Regions from separate parts of the Homo sapiens genome. Here region 2 is linked to region 1. Evidence: chromatin contacts called from ENCODE Hi-C data. All regions are on one chromosome and are shown on one strand. The core of a region is the stretch at or near the end of the contact, and the rest is flanking DNA. Distances in the headings are between cores, read along the strand shown. Region 1 has its middle 25 kb from the start of PBDC1. Region 2 holds the start of NEXMIF (neurite extension and migration factor).

What was found. A loop is a pair of places that touch in the nucleus more often than their neighbours do. Pooled maps may share reads with other maps.
Region 2: a pooled map shows a loop between it and region 1 (8-fold over the local background). The contact joins the promoter of NEXMIF here to the enhancer-like site in region 1. A Hi-C loop is called at or near these places in 8 of 37 single-sample maps with no recorded cell type and 6 of 50 pooled maps.

What each region holds. Positions count from the first base shown.
Region 1 is chrX:76,145,502-76,151,580 of GRCh38, reverse strand. No RefSeq gene overlaps it. Among named protein-coding and RNA genes, the nearest start is that of PBDC1, 25 kb to the left of the region's middle. RefSeq lists enhancers at 2,600-3,134, 5,458-6,079. Within about 2 kb of position 2,685, at least 25 of the 41 ENCODE cell types and tissues checked have a DNase peak (open chromatin) inside an H3K27ac peak, as active enhancers do.
Region 2 is chrX:74,922,808-74,928,886 of GRCh38, reverse strand. NEXMIF (neurite extension and migration factor) reads left to right here and starts at 3,435. Exons shown (of 4, transcript NM_001008537.3): 1 at 3,435-4,004. RefSeq lists a silencer at 4,397-4,556 and an enhancer at 5,802-5,861.

The DNA.
Region 1 (6,079 bases), core at 1,436-3,935:
GCTGAGACATAGAATTCCTTAAACTATCACAGCCCTGGTCACTTGTGCCAATTCTACAAGGCCTCCAAAACCGCATAGGAGATACTGCACCGTGGGCCCATTCCAAACACTTATTCAGAATTAAAATTCCACTGGCTTTCCATTGATAGCACTAGAGGTCTGTCTGTGACACGCTGCTCCATTACAGCAAAGCAAAGCCCCATAATGACCTAATCCAGAAGGATAAGATCCCAGGACCCATAGAACAAGGAGGCCAGAGGGAAGGCAGGCCACAAAGAAGAAGGAAACCAGACTTCCCCATCCCTCTGGGCTCCTGGGGGGGTCAGTGGAAAAAGGCCTTTAACCTAAGTGCTCAAGGCCCTAACCTAACAGCTTTTGTTTTTCACGCTGGAGCGCTGGCACTTCCTGACCCCGCTTAGTCCTTCTATTAGAATTTTGTACTCTGATGCTAGTTTTCAGAGTATAGGAGCAACTGCAGGGAATGAAGCAGCAGACCTATCAATATTTTGTGGTGATCTAAGTCTCTGTTAATAAGCCTGAGACAAGGCAAAACCAGGAAGAAGCCTTGACCCTTATCAAGGTCATCAAAGCCATACAGGACCCTTCCTAATGTCTTCAACTGTCATTTTTGAAAGAAGCCGAGTCTGACCACCAAGTATAAATGGGTATAACATCCACCGCATTTCTTTGTCATATTGTTACAGGAAAGGGGTCTTGATCCAGACCCCAAGAGAGGGTTCTTGGATCTCGCGCAAGAAATAATTCAGGGCGAGTTCACAGTGCAAAGCAAAAGCAAGTTTATTGAGAAAGCACAGTGGTGAAAGGGCAGCTACTCCATAGACAGAGTAGGACGTTCCCAAAAGTAAGAGGAGGAATGCGTCCACCCTAGGTACAATGCTTGTTATATGAGGAGATGTGCTCTGCTACAAGGGTTTGTGATAGAGGATTAATTTTCTTAATTACTATGTTTTGCAAGAATCAGTGTTGTTATCTTTAAGGCAAAATTAGGAATGCCTTTCTTCTCCAGATATCGGAATATCTGGACACTCCCAAGTCTGGGTCTGTTTAGTAAACGTTATTAATTTGTTCCCTTAACCGTAAACATCTAGAGGCTGGGAATACCTAACTTTCTGGGAATGCAGCCCAGCAAGCCTCAGCTTCATTTTCCTAGCCCTCACTCGGAATGGAGTCGCTCTGGTTCAAACGCCTCTGACAATATCACCCCGTTTTATTTTCTATCACTTACCACTATCTGAAATTAAGTAGATAATTTGTTTACTCTCTGTCCCCACCCACTAGAATGAGAACGCGGCCCTTGCATCCTTACGTGTGTCTGGCATATAAGGGGTGCTCAATGATTATTTGTTTCATGGATGAACAGATTTATGGATGGCTGGGTGGATGACGATCTTAGAAGGGGTTCCAGGGCTAGCTGGCTTTCTGTTTCTCCCACTCAAGCACCCAAGCCCTGACCCACAAAGTAAAGGAACAGGCGAAACTTCTCGCCAAATAGCTTCAAGGCAGAAACTACGCAGCTGGCTTGGGAATTCCGTACAACGCGAACGCGCATGCACAGGCAGGACTGAGCGTGTCCATCTTCGCATTACTCCCGGAGATGACTCTCGGAAACGGTCCGAGGACTAACGTCTTTCTCTTCCTCGCCCTCATTCCTCCCAGTAACGTCCGCTACAAAAGAAACCGTGCACAAAATAAACTCGGGCGGCGGGTAGAAAGGAGACAGCCGAATTCCCTACACCCATGATCAACACGCCCACACCTCCCATCAGGCACGGCGCTCCCGCCTCCCCGAAGAGGCGGTGGAACGTGGTGGTGGGGGGGGTGCTGGGGGAGGGCTGGCGGGGGGAGGGCCGGGGGAAGGAGCGGGGCGGGAACGTCCTTCTGCTACTGCTATGGCTTCCGGGGCAGCACTTCGGCAGACCGCCCGCCTCCCAGTTGCAAATCGACTTCCGGGGCACCCCCACCGGCTGCCCGGTGGGTTCTCTGCTCGAACTTCTGGCGCTTTTCCCTTCCCGTTTATCTTGTTCAGGTCCCTCAGTGGACTGCTCCAGATCTAAAGAGCAGAAATTGGGCCGCAAAGAGAACGTCCTCCCAGACTTTCTCCGTCGCGGTGAAATTATGCCCGTTTGGTGGCAGTATGTATTCACAGATGCGTGCAGCTCTGCTCTTACCCCGCCCTTCGCGTTTAGAAAAAAAGCGCCGTTCCTCAGAGTCAAAACAAAGTTTCTTTCCGCTGTAGAGGCACAGCTTTTAGGGTGGCCTACTAACTCCCGCTTTTTCTTTTCTGAAATCTCTGTGCCAATCTGATGGACAGAAGAGCGACAAAAAATATTTTTAACGTGAGATTCTTTGTTGACTAGCCTGCTTGTAAACTTTCTGACATATGCCTTTTTTTTTTTTTTTTTTTCCATAGGGCTGTGAACCCCTGATATCTGAGAGGTGTCTCAGTCAATTTAGAAAGTTTATTTTGCCAACGTTAAGGACCCGCCCATGACAGCCTCAGGAGGTCCTGACGACACGTGCCCAAGGTGGTCAGGGCACAGCCTGCTTCCATACATTTTAGTGAGACATGAAACATCAATCATTTTATGTAAGATGTAAAGTGGTTCGGTCGGGGAAGGATCTTGTGCTGTGAGAGGATTTGACCTTGGCGTGTGTAATGGTAGATGAGAGCTACAAAATTACAAGTGGCTGAAGACAGTTTACAGGAAATGGTCATAGCTGCCCCTCTCTTTTTTCCCCTCTTAGGAAGTTATTGTTTAGGATCCGAATTCTAATTTGGAGATGCATTCTACAGTGTCTTCTCCATTGCTTTTCCTCCCCAAATTAATCTTGTTGTTTTGTGTGTGCATCTGCGTGAAGAGCTGTACTGTTGTTTTCATAGATACATGAGAGACTGTTTCCTGACCTCCAAAGGGAAAGGGCATTTTGCTCTTCCCAGCAGAAAGGCACCCCTGGGTGACTTGGAGCCCAGTGGGAGTGTCTGGGGGTGTTGACCCCCGTGACAACCAGCAGCCCTACAGGGAACCTACAACAAAATAGTTTTAAAAAGCTCATCCAGGAAATGCCTATTAGAGCTGATCACTTTGCTTTGACCCTCCCATAGGTGCTAGACCTCCAGAGAGAGAAAATGAGACACATAAGGTGGAAATTACTCTGTGGTGACACACTGTGGAGTCCTGCCCACAACCCGGATACTTGGACCCACTCCACTGAAACCTTAGGCCACAGCTAAGTTCCTTCCTTCAAAAAATAAATCTAAGAAAGAGGAAAAACAGGAATGACCTCCTTTCAGGCACTCTGTTGGTTTTATGGCGCCTCTTCTTGCGAATGTTTGTGTAAAATTGACATACTGTGGTCCTTTTCTGCACAATTACGGCAAGGAAAATTCAGATCGCAAAGGTCCACCTGTGAGTATAAAGTTCCTAAGTTCTCTGTGTATGGCTCTGCTTTCTTTTTTGCCTGCATTAAGTCTGCTGTTACATTTCTACTGAGATAAAATCCACCATTTGCATCCATCCATTTCATTTTGTTATTGTTTTTGTAAACCAATGAGTTTGTATTAATATCTCATGACTAGAGTTCTGAAGTAAAAGCTATAGGATTTTTGGTTGTGTGGCAGGGCAGGTCTCACAGCTGAACAGGGAGGCCTCCTTAACAACTGTTTCAGCACTGACTGGTTAAATATTAAAAGCTGAAAGAGCCAGTGCCCTTATACAAAGGCTGGGATTTAACAAAAGCCCACCAAGAATTTTGCCTATGTCCTCCTGGGCCTTGAAGCATGACAAGATAAAGGAATTCTTAACAGGACCCCTTTGGGATTAAACAAGTTTTTATTGGAGGTCTGAAGAAACTCCCCAGACCTCCACAAACAAGTTTTACTGGTGGTCTAAAGGAACTTCTAAAACCTCTATGGATTTACAGCAGACAAGATAAGGGTAATCACCCCAAGCACCTGGACCCATCTAGATTAAGTAAATTTACTGAGGCTCCAGAGGAAGGTCTTCAAAACTGAGAACTTAGTTGTAGATTAAAAGAAGTTAATAACTTATGTCTTTAGATGAATGCAAAGTTATATGTAAACATATAGCTTAAAAGGTATATAAGCTTTGGAAAACTTTGTAATTTTGAGTTGGTCTGACGACAGTCTCTCCACAGGGAGAAGGCCTCGAAAATATTGGCAGACCAAGTAAAAATTACAAAGTTTTCTGAGCTTATATAAACTCTCTTCTTTCCCAGTTCATCTGCATCTCATTACCGGGTAGCAGGAATAAGTAGGCTGACCCTCAGTTTGGACCGGGAACAGCTGTGTAAGTGTGTATGTGTGTGTTTATATGTATGTACACGTATTTTGTTGTGTTTTGGGCCACAAGGTACCACACTGGCTTAACAAGTACTCATAAATTAATTAGCCCAAATGCTTTTCATCTTTATATGACTTAAGTAAAATCTGTCATATGCTTGCTTAAAAATTATTGGTAAACTAATAACAGAAATTTCTTAAAAATTGCCAGCATACATTTTTGCATTTATTAATCAAGCAATTTCATACTTATCAAAATGTGGCACATATACACCATGGAATACCATGCAACCATAAAAAATGATGAGTTCATGTCCTTTGTAGGGACATGGATGAAATTGGAAATCATCATTCTCAGTAAACTATCGCAAGGACAAAAAACCAAACACCGCATGTTCTCACTCATAGATGGGAATTGAACAATGAGAACACATGGACACAGGAAGGGGAACATCACACTCTGGGGACTGTTGTGGGGTGGGGGAAGGGGGGAGGGGGGAGGGACAGCATTAGGAGATATACCTAATGCTAAATGACGAGTTAATGGGTGCAGCACACCAGCATGGCACATGTATACACATATGTAACTAACCTGCACATTGTGCACATGTACCCTGAACCTTTAATAATTAAAAAAAAAATTTGGCATGCGGGTTACAAAACTATAAATCCGGCAAAAACAGAATTTTTGCTTGTATAATTTTTGATAAAAAAATTAATATTGGATTAATGAAAATCGCTAAATATCCAATTATTCAGTAAAATAACCATATATTTAATCTTAAGGCTTTTACTTAGGTAAACACCTGAAATTCACAGGCTATAAAATGGTTGAAAAGGAAATAAAATGACTATCGCAGTTTCATAAATAATCTAGGTAAACTATTAGAAAAAGTAGGTAAATGTAATGAGATAAATGCTTTTAGACAAAACTTGTTATAATTTAGATTCTGAAGTTATAGTAAGATAAGTTATGACATTAACTGGGTATTTTTCAATTTAAAAAATATGGAAAGCTAATCAGAAACTCGAATGCAACCAGTGTGTCTTTATCTACCTATGACCTTCCTAGTCACCTCACCAATTCAAGTTGTCCCACCTTTAGAGACCGAACCAGTATACATCTTACATATTGATGTTTCATGTCTCCCTAAAATGTATGGAAGCAGGCTGTGCCCTGACCACCTTGGGCACGTGTCGTCAGGACCTCCTCAGGCTGTCATGGGCGCGTCCTTAACGTTGGCAAAATAAACTTTCTAAATTGACTGAGACACCTCTCAGATATCAGGGGTTCACAGCCCTATGGAAAAAAAAAAAAAAAAAAAGGCATATGTCAGAAAGTTTACAAGCAGGCTAGTCAACAAAGAATCTCACGTTAAAAATATTTTTTGTCGCTCTTCTGTCCATCAGATTGGCACAGAGATTTCAGAAAAGAAAAAGCGGGAGTTAGTAGGCCACCCTAAAAGCTGTGCCTCTACAGCGGAAAGAAACTTTGTTTTGACTCTGAGGAACGGCGCTTTTTTTCTAAACGCGAAGGGCGGGGTAAGAGCAGAGCTGCACGCATCTGTGAATACATACTGCCACCAAACGGGCATAATTTCACCGCGACGGAGAAAGTCTGGGAGGACGTTCTCTTTGCGGCCCAATTTCTGCTCTTTAGATCTGGAGCAGTCCACTGAGGGACCTGAACAAGATAAACGGGAAGGGAAAAGCGCCAGAAGTTCGAGCAGAGAACCCACCGGGCAGCCGGTGGGGGTG
Region 2 (6,079 bases), core at 2,186-4,685, 1.2 Mb after region 1:
GTTGTTCTGGGCACTGTGCTCAGACATGGACATCAAAGTTGAAGGTATCTGCTCTACTCTTCATAAATGAACAGTCTAGAAAGGGAAGAAGACACATAAGCAGACAGTGTCAGTATCATATACTAAGTGTAATGATTACAGTAAACCCAAATGCTATGGGAGCACAGAGAGAATGCCCAGGCTAGTCTAAAGGTAGGGATGGGCCCTCAAAAGTTTTCATGGAGTAACTACAGTTAATATCTGTGCCTGGCCCATTGAAAACATTCAGTAAAAGTTAGCTATTATCACCATGCCAGTACACGTTGTCCCTGCCCTCAAGGAGCTCATGGCCTAGCAAAGGAGAAAGTACCAATATATAACTATAATAATATGCAATTTAAGCTATATGGTCTGTTGGAGAAAACAGACATGGATAATAACTCACATTCAGTGAAGGCTGCCTATGTGCCAAGCAGTGTTCTGAGGACATTATATTTATTCCTTCATTTAGTTCCCATAACAACTCCATGGTTAACACAATTTTTTTTCTCAATTATTAATATAAATGAGGAAACTGAAGCACAGACAAGTAAAGTAACTTGCCCAAAGCCACACAACTAATGGACATTGTTAAGTAGTCACACTTAAACCTGTCTTAAAGAAGAAGAAAAGCCACCTGGAAGATGACCTGGCACTCACAGGTAGGCCATGGCTGGTCTCCTGATGGACATAAACACTCTCACAAAATACTGACATCAGACAATGTTACACTGAGAACATGACAAAATGAAACAAAACAAGGCCTCTTCATAATTTTGTCTAAGCACAGACAAAAAACCCACAAAAGCCTTATCTCCACTTTAGTCTACCTCCCAATAGATAAGATTTATTAAGATGCCCAGTCACAGAATTGCCCTTGCTTTCTGAGAGCATTCAATGTAGAATTAATTCCCACTTTCTTAAACCCTCCCCCAATTACCCAACCAAAATCCAAATCCTATAAGTCCTTTCTACCACCTTTTATCTGAGACACCCCATGATTTCCTGTTTTATTAGTTCGCTCTGGCTGCCATAACAAAATATTACAGACTGAGTGATTAAAACAACTGAGATTTATTTTCTCACAGTTCTGGAGGTTAAAAGTCCAAGATGAAGGTGTCAGTAGGTCTGGTTTCTCCTGAGATCACCATCTCCTTGGCTTGCAGATGGCCTTTTTGTGTTGTCTGTGTCCTAATTTTCTCCTCTTATAAGGACCTCAGTCATATTAGATTAGGGCCCATTCTCAAGGCCTTATTTTAACTTAGTATCCTCTGCAAAGGCCCTATCTCCAAGCAGTCACATTCTGGGGTACTGGGAATAGTCAGAGCTTCAACATATGAATTTTTGGGGAAATGCAAATCAGCCCATAACACCCATGGTGTGTGTTCTCCCTCACTCTAACAAGTAGTAAACCCAAATTGTTCAACTACAGTTGTGTTTCTGGTAGTTTTTGGCTGGAGGGCATTGACAAAAATTATAACTGGTAACAAATAAGCAACTAACTTTATAAAGGAAGAATAGCATATGTAGTTAATACAGGTGAAAACAATGTGCTTTCCGACAACGGAAAAAGAGCAATTCATTCTGGATATTGAGATCCAGCCAATAGATGGGTGGCATTTTACATGTTTAACCTTTTTTGTTTGTTTGTTTTTGCTTTTGAGAACAGAGGCCAAATTTTGTCTTCTTATTTATTCCAGTGCCTGAAAGATGCAAATATATTTGCACAGTGTCTCACAAATGCAAGATAAATAACATATCATCCCTATCCTCAGGACACATATACCTAACTTCCTTGTGACTCGATTTTCTCATTTGTAAAATGGAGATAGTAAAATTGTGTTTGTTGTGAAGATTAAATAATTCATGTAAATTGCTTAGCACAGTGTCTGGCACATAGTAAGGACCCAATAAGTATAATTATTTCAGGATGAGCTATTATTTATGGATGAGTTTCATAGATATAAAATGAGAGGGAGAAATAACAAGAGTGTTTCAAGCAAGTGGGATGACAGAAACAAAGGCACAGAGATGGGGAGTTGTAAAAGCCATACAGACAGTTTATTGTCCAGGAATGAAAGACCCATGGTAGAGCGCCTCAAACTTGGTAAAGTGACCCAGACCTTATTGTCAATGGGATATCTGGAACATTTATCTCCTGTACTTTGCCAGGGAAAAGAAAATATACCCCCGCCTCTGCACTGTTTCTGGGGAGGGATTGTGTGACAGGTGATGGTGAGAAGTTGCACACATCAGATCTCAAAGCCTGAGCCCTCGTAGCAAAATGACGCTGTAGCTGTGGCAGCAAAGAAATCTGAAATGAGGCCCTGCCTGACTGGAGAAGCTGTGCTTTGGCAATGATGTTGGAGCAAGTGCACACAAAGTAGCTACTTTTACCCCTTCTGTTCTAGTACCAACCTTTTCATCTCTTGCCTTGGCTCCTAGTGGTGACAAATCTCCCGAGGCTCAGGCCTCAACCTTGCACCCAGGACTCCAGAAGTACTAAATGGTCCCTCCTGAGTTGCTCTCCAATCGTTTTGCTGTTTCCTGTTGAGTTCCCAGGACGTCTGAAGGAAAATGACCACCTAAGAGATTTTTCAATGACAGCCATCAGGCAGATCTGTTTTCCTTCCTGGCCATATTCAGCTTCCCTTCTTTCCTTTATTCCCCAAACGTCACTCCCCAATTGTCTGCCTTCATCCAACCCTTCAAAAAGGACCCACCTTCCTGGGGGCCCAGGCCCTTAAGTTAAGAGTAGGTAAAGGTTGAATGGTTAGATGCTTGGTGGATGAAACCATTCAAATATTCTTCCCCAAACTTCAGAGTGCCCCTCTCCGCACACACAACTGCCCTAAAAGGCATGGGAGAGTGGTGTCCGGTTGCGTGTCTGCCAGGGGAAGAACGCACCACTGGCGTAGTGGACTGGAAGGGCAGCAGGAACGCGAGTGGGGGGCGGGGTGGGAATGGGGAAGGGGGGTGCGCGCCCTTTATGACAGGTGGCCGCGCAGTGCGCGCTCCCGGGCGCCCGAGGGGAGGGAAGGACAGACGGACAGAGTTGGGGGGGCACATAAGGAAGGGACCATAGAGAGGGTAAGGAGAGCGGGAGGGAAAGGGAGAGCTGTGGTGGGGAAGAAGGGTAGAGGGGGGAAGGCGTCCAGCAAGAACAGCCGTGTTGGAGGAAACAATGGCAGGGGCAACAGCGATGGTGGCAGCAGAGGCGGCCCCACTCTGGGCACCTTTCTGAATGGGCAGAGACAGCTCCGGGAGAAGAGGGGACCAGGCAGTGCCTGCAGAGGCTCTGAGAAAAGCGGCAGAGGGAGGAGAAGAGGGAGGAGGAAGAGAAGGAGGAGGAGGAGTAGGAGGAGGAGGAGGAAGGGGGAGGAGGGGGGACGAGGCAGGGGAAGAACCTGGGAAGGAAAACCAGTAGCATCAGCAGCAGCAGCAGCAGCCGCCGCCGCCACCACCGCCGCCACAGCAGTAGCATTAGCGGCAGTAGCAGCATTTAGCAATAGCTTTAACAGCTATAGCGACAGTAGCAGCCGCCCTCCTCTCTCCCTCTCGCGGACGGCCGCAGCCACCGCACAGAGCGGGCTCCAGGCGCCGAGCGCGCAGCCCGCTCGCTAGGTAGCTCCAGCCGGGGCGAGCGACAGTGTAAGCGAAGCACGGACCCTTGGAGCAGCCGGGCAGCCGCGGAGGCTCTGAGTTTCAGGGCCAGAGCCCGACAGCTCTGACTCCATCTAGCGCGGCGGCGGCGGAGCCTGAGGGAGCGAGCGAGGAGAGAGGCGCGTCCACCTGGCGGGCCCAGCGTATGGAGCTGAGGCAGAGGCGGCGGCGGCGGCGGCAGCAGTAGCAGCGGCGGTGGCGGCTAAGGCAGCTCGAACAGCTGCGGCGACGGCGACAGCCCAGCCTTGACTGCGACCGCGCTAGCTACAGCGCCTGCTGCCTGAGCCCGCCAGCGACGTGCGCCTCGGGAGTCGGCCTGTGAGGTGAGTAGGAGCGCTGCCATACAGCTTCCTGGCCTTCTCGCCGGCTCCCCGGCTGGCTCGGGGTGGCGGCCGCAGGGGGTGGAATGAACTGGGGTAAGTCGAGCTAGACGAGAAGGAAGGGAAAACGGAACGGAGGACGTCTGTATGCGAATGTGTGTGTCTGTGTATGAGGGAGCGAGGCCGCTAGGGCGAGAGATCCCGGCTCGCCCTGACAGGCACTGCAATCTAGGAAAGGCCTCTGTGCTTGCGCCGTAGGAAGGGGGTTGCGGGGGGAGGGGAAGCGAGCGGACCGGAGCCGCCGCGCTTACACGCACGCAGCTCGGCAGAGTGCCGCCTCCTTTCGGACTGGTGCAGGGTAGAGCCTGGCCAGGGAATGGGGCATGGGCATGGCACGCTTCGGCGAGAGCGGGAAAACCCACGCGGCGGCCGAGGCCGGGCGCTCGGACCAAAGCCGCAAAGGTGCGAAGCCGGGCGGCCGTGGCGACCACAGAGCGCCCCCAGGACACGCGCCACTCGGCCGAGGCTGCGGACAGGTTTAAGTTGGAGGCCAGACCGAGCCTCGCCCAGCTCATCTCCTTTGCGGAAATTGGCTTGTGGCCCCTTCGCGCTCTCGGTGGCGGTCGAATTGACGCTTTTCTGTGTGGCTTCTGGCGCTTCTCTCTGCCGCGCCCCGCAGCACACGTCGGCTCGCGTCTTGTACACCCTGTAGGGCGGGAAGGCCGTGAGCCGGCGCGGGGAGCGGAGTCCCGCTCCGGGAAAGTGTGGAAACCGCGCTGCTGAGTTGGCGCCGTTCCGCTGAGGAATTCAGCGATTTCAGCATGACTGCTTCTGTCTGTCTGATTCGTGAGGGACCGAATCACCCGCGCAAGGTTTTCTGTCTTTTTCGAAGTTAAAAAAAAATTGGCATCCCCATTTCGACAACAGCACTCTTGATTTTTATCAAGCTTCTGGTTGCATTTTGGAATAAGTGGGTCTCATATTTTGCTTCTGGATCTTGGCTCCCAGCATATTGTTGAATGCTGTGCACAGCACTACATTTAGATATGTGGCCTTTTTCTAATGTTGCATTTTCTAGACTGTTATCTGAAAAGACATGATTTGTGTTGTAGGGCTGGCAGGGCTGTTTTTAAAAATGTCTAAAGCACTTTAATCCCGGGATTTGAATATATCCTTGGTTGTTTTTGGTGGAGGAGTTCCTGGAATATTTTGCTTGGTGAGAAAAGGTGCTGTAATGGTCTTCTCTGAACTCCTTACGACCATTTGTGTTTTGGAGGGGTGAATCTCCCTTACATCTTTTACACATGAGGTAACATATGACCAAACGTTTTATTTACAGCAGTGACGTTCTTATGGCTGAGGAGAATTTACACTTATTGAAAAAATATTTTTAGAAGGGAACAAAAAAGTCCTAAGTAACTGTCATTTTACATATTAACTGGGAAACCGGCTAATCAAATAAAACTGGCTGAGTGTCTGAAACTCTATCCCAGTGAAATATGTGGCTGTGAATATAATTAACCATCTGTCTAGTGAGCAATTTAAATTTGGGCTGGTACATTTTTATTACAGTGTCTAATTTCTGGAAGACATACATTTTACCCAGCAGTAACAACAAAAACGTATTTGCTTACTAGGTCAAAAATTTACTGTGTGGTGGTGGTATTTCCCTTTCTTCCTCCATGTCTTTCATAGTCCCCACACTGCGTAACCTGGGAGGTCAAAAATGAGCTTCTTGTTTTTGCAAATAGCGTATTTACAATAGAGGAACTGAAACTAGCCCTGGTGGCTAGTGATTAGACATTTTTGTCTCTTAGAAATACTTTCCAATATTTCACCTCCCCGAAAATCTAGATAGATTGCATGCATGCTAGTTAAAAAAATATAATTTTTTGGTGCACATGGGGTAGGGTGATTGAACAAAATTTGTAAGACTTGAAATTTCTCTATTTACTTTCTCTTATTCTGATGAATTCTCTACCTGGCTGTCCCAACTGGCCCCCCCAGACATAAACTCATACAAAAACACATGCTTTTTTCCTTTTAGACAGTTTTTAAGGTTAACAGCATTCAGATCT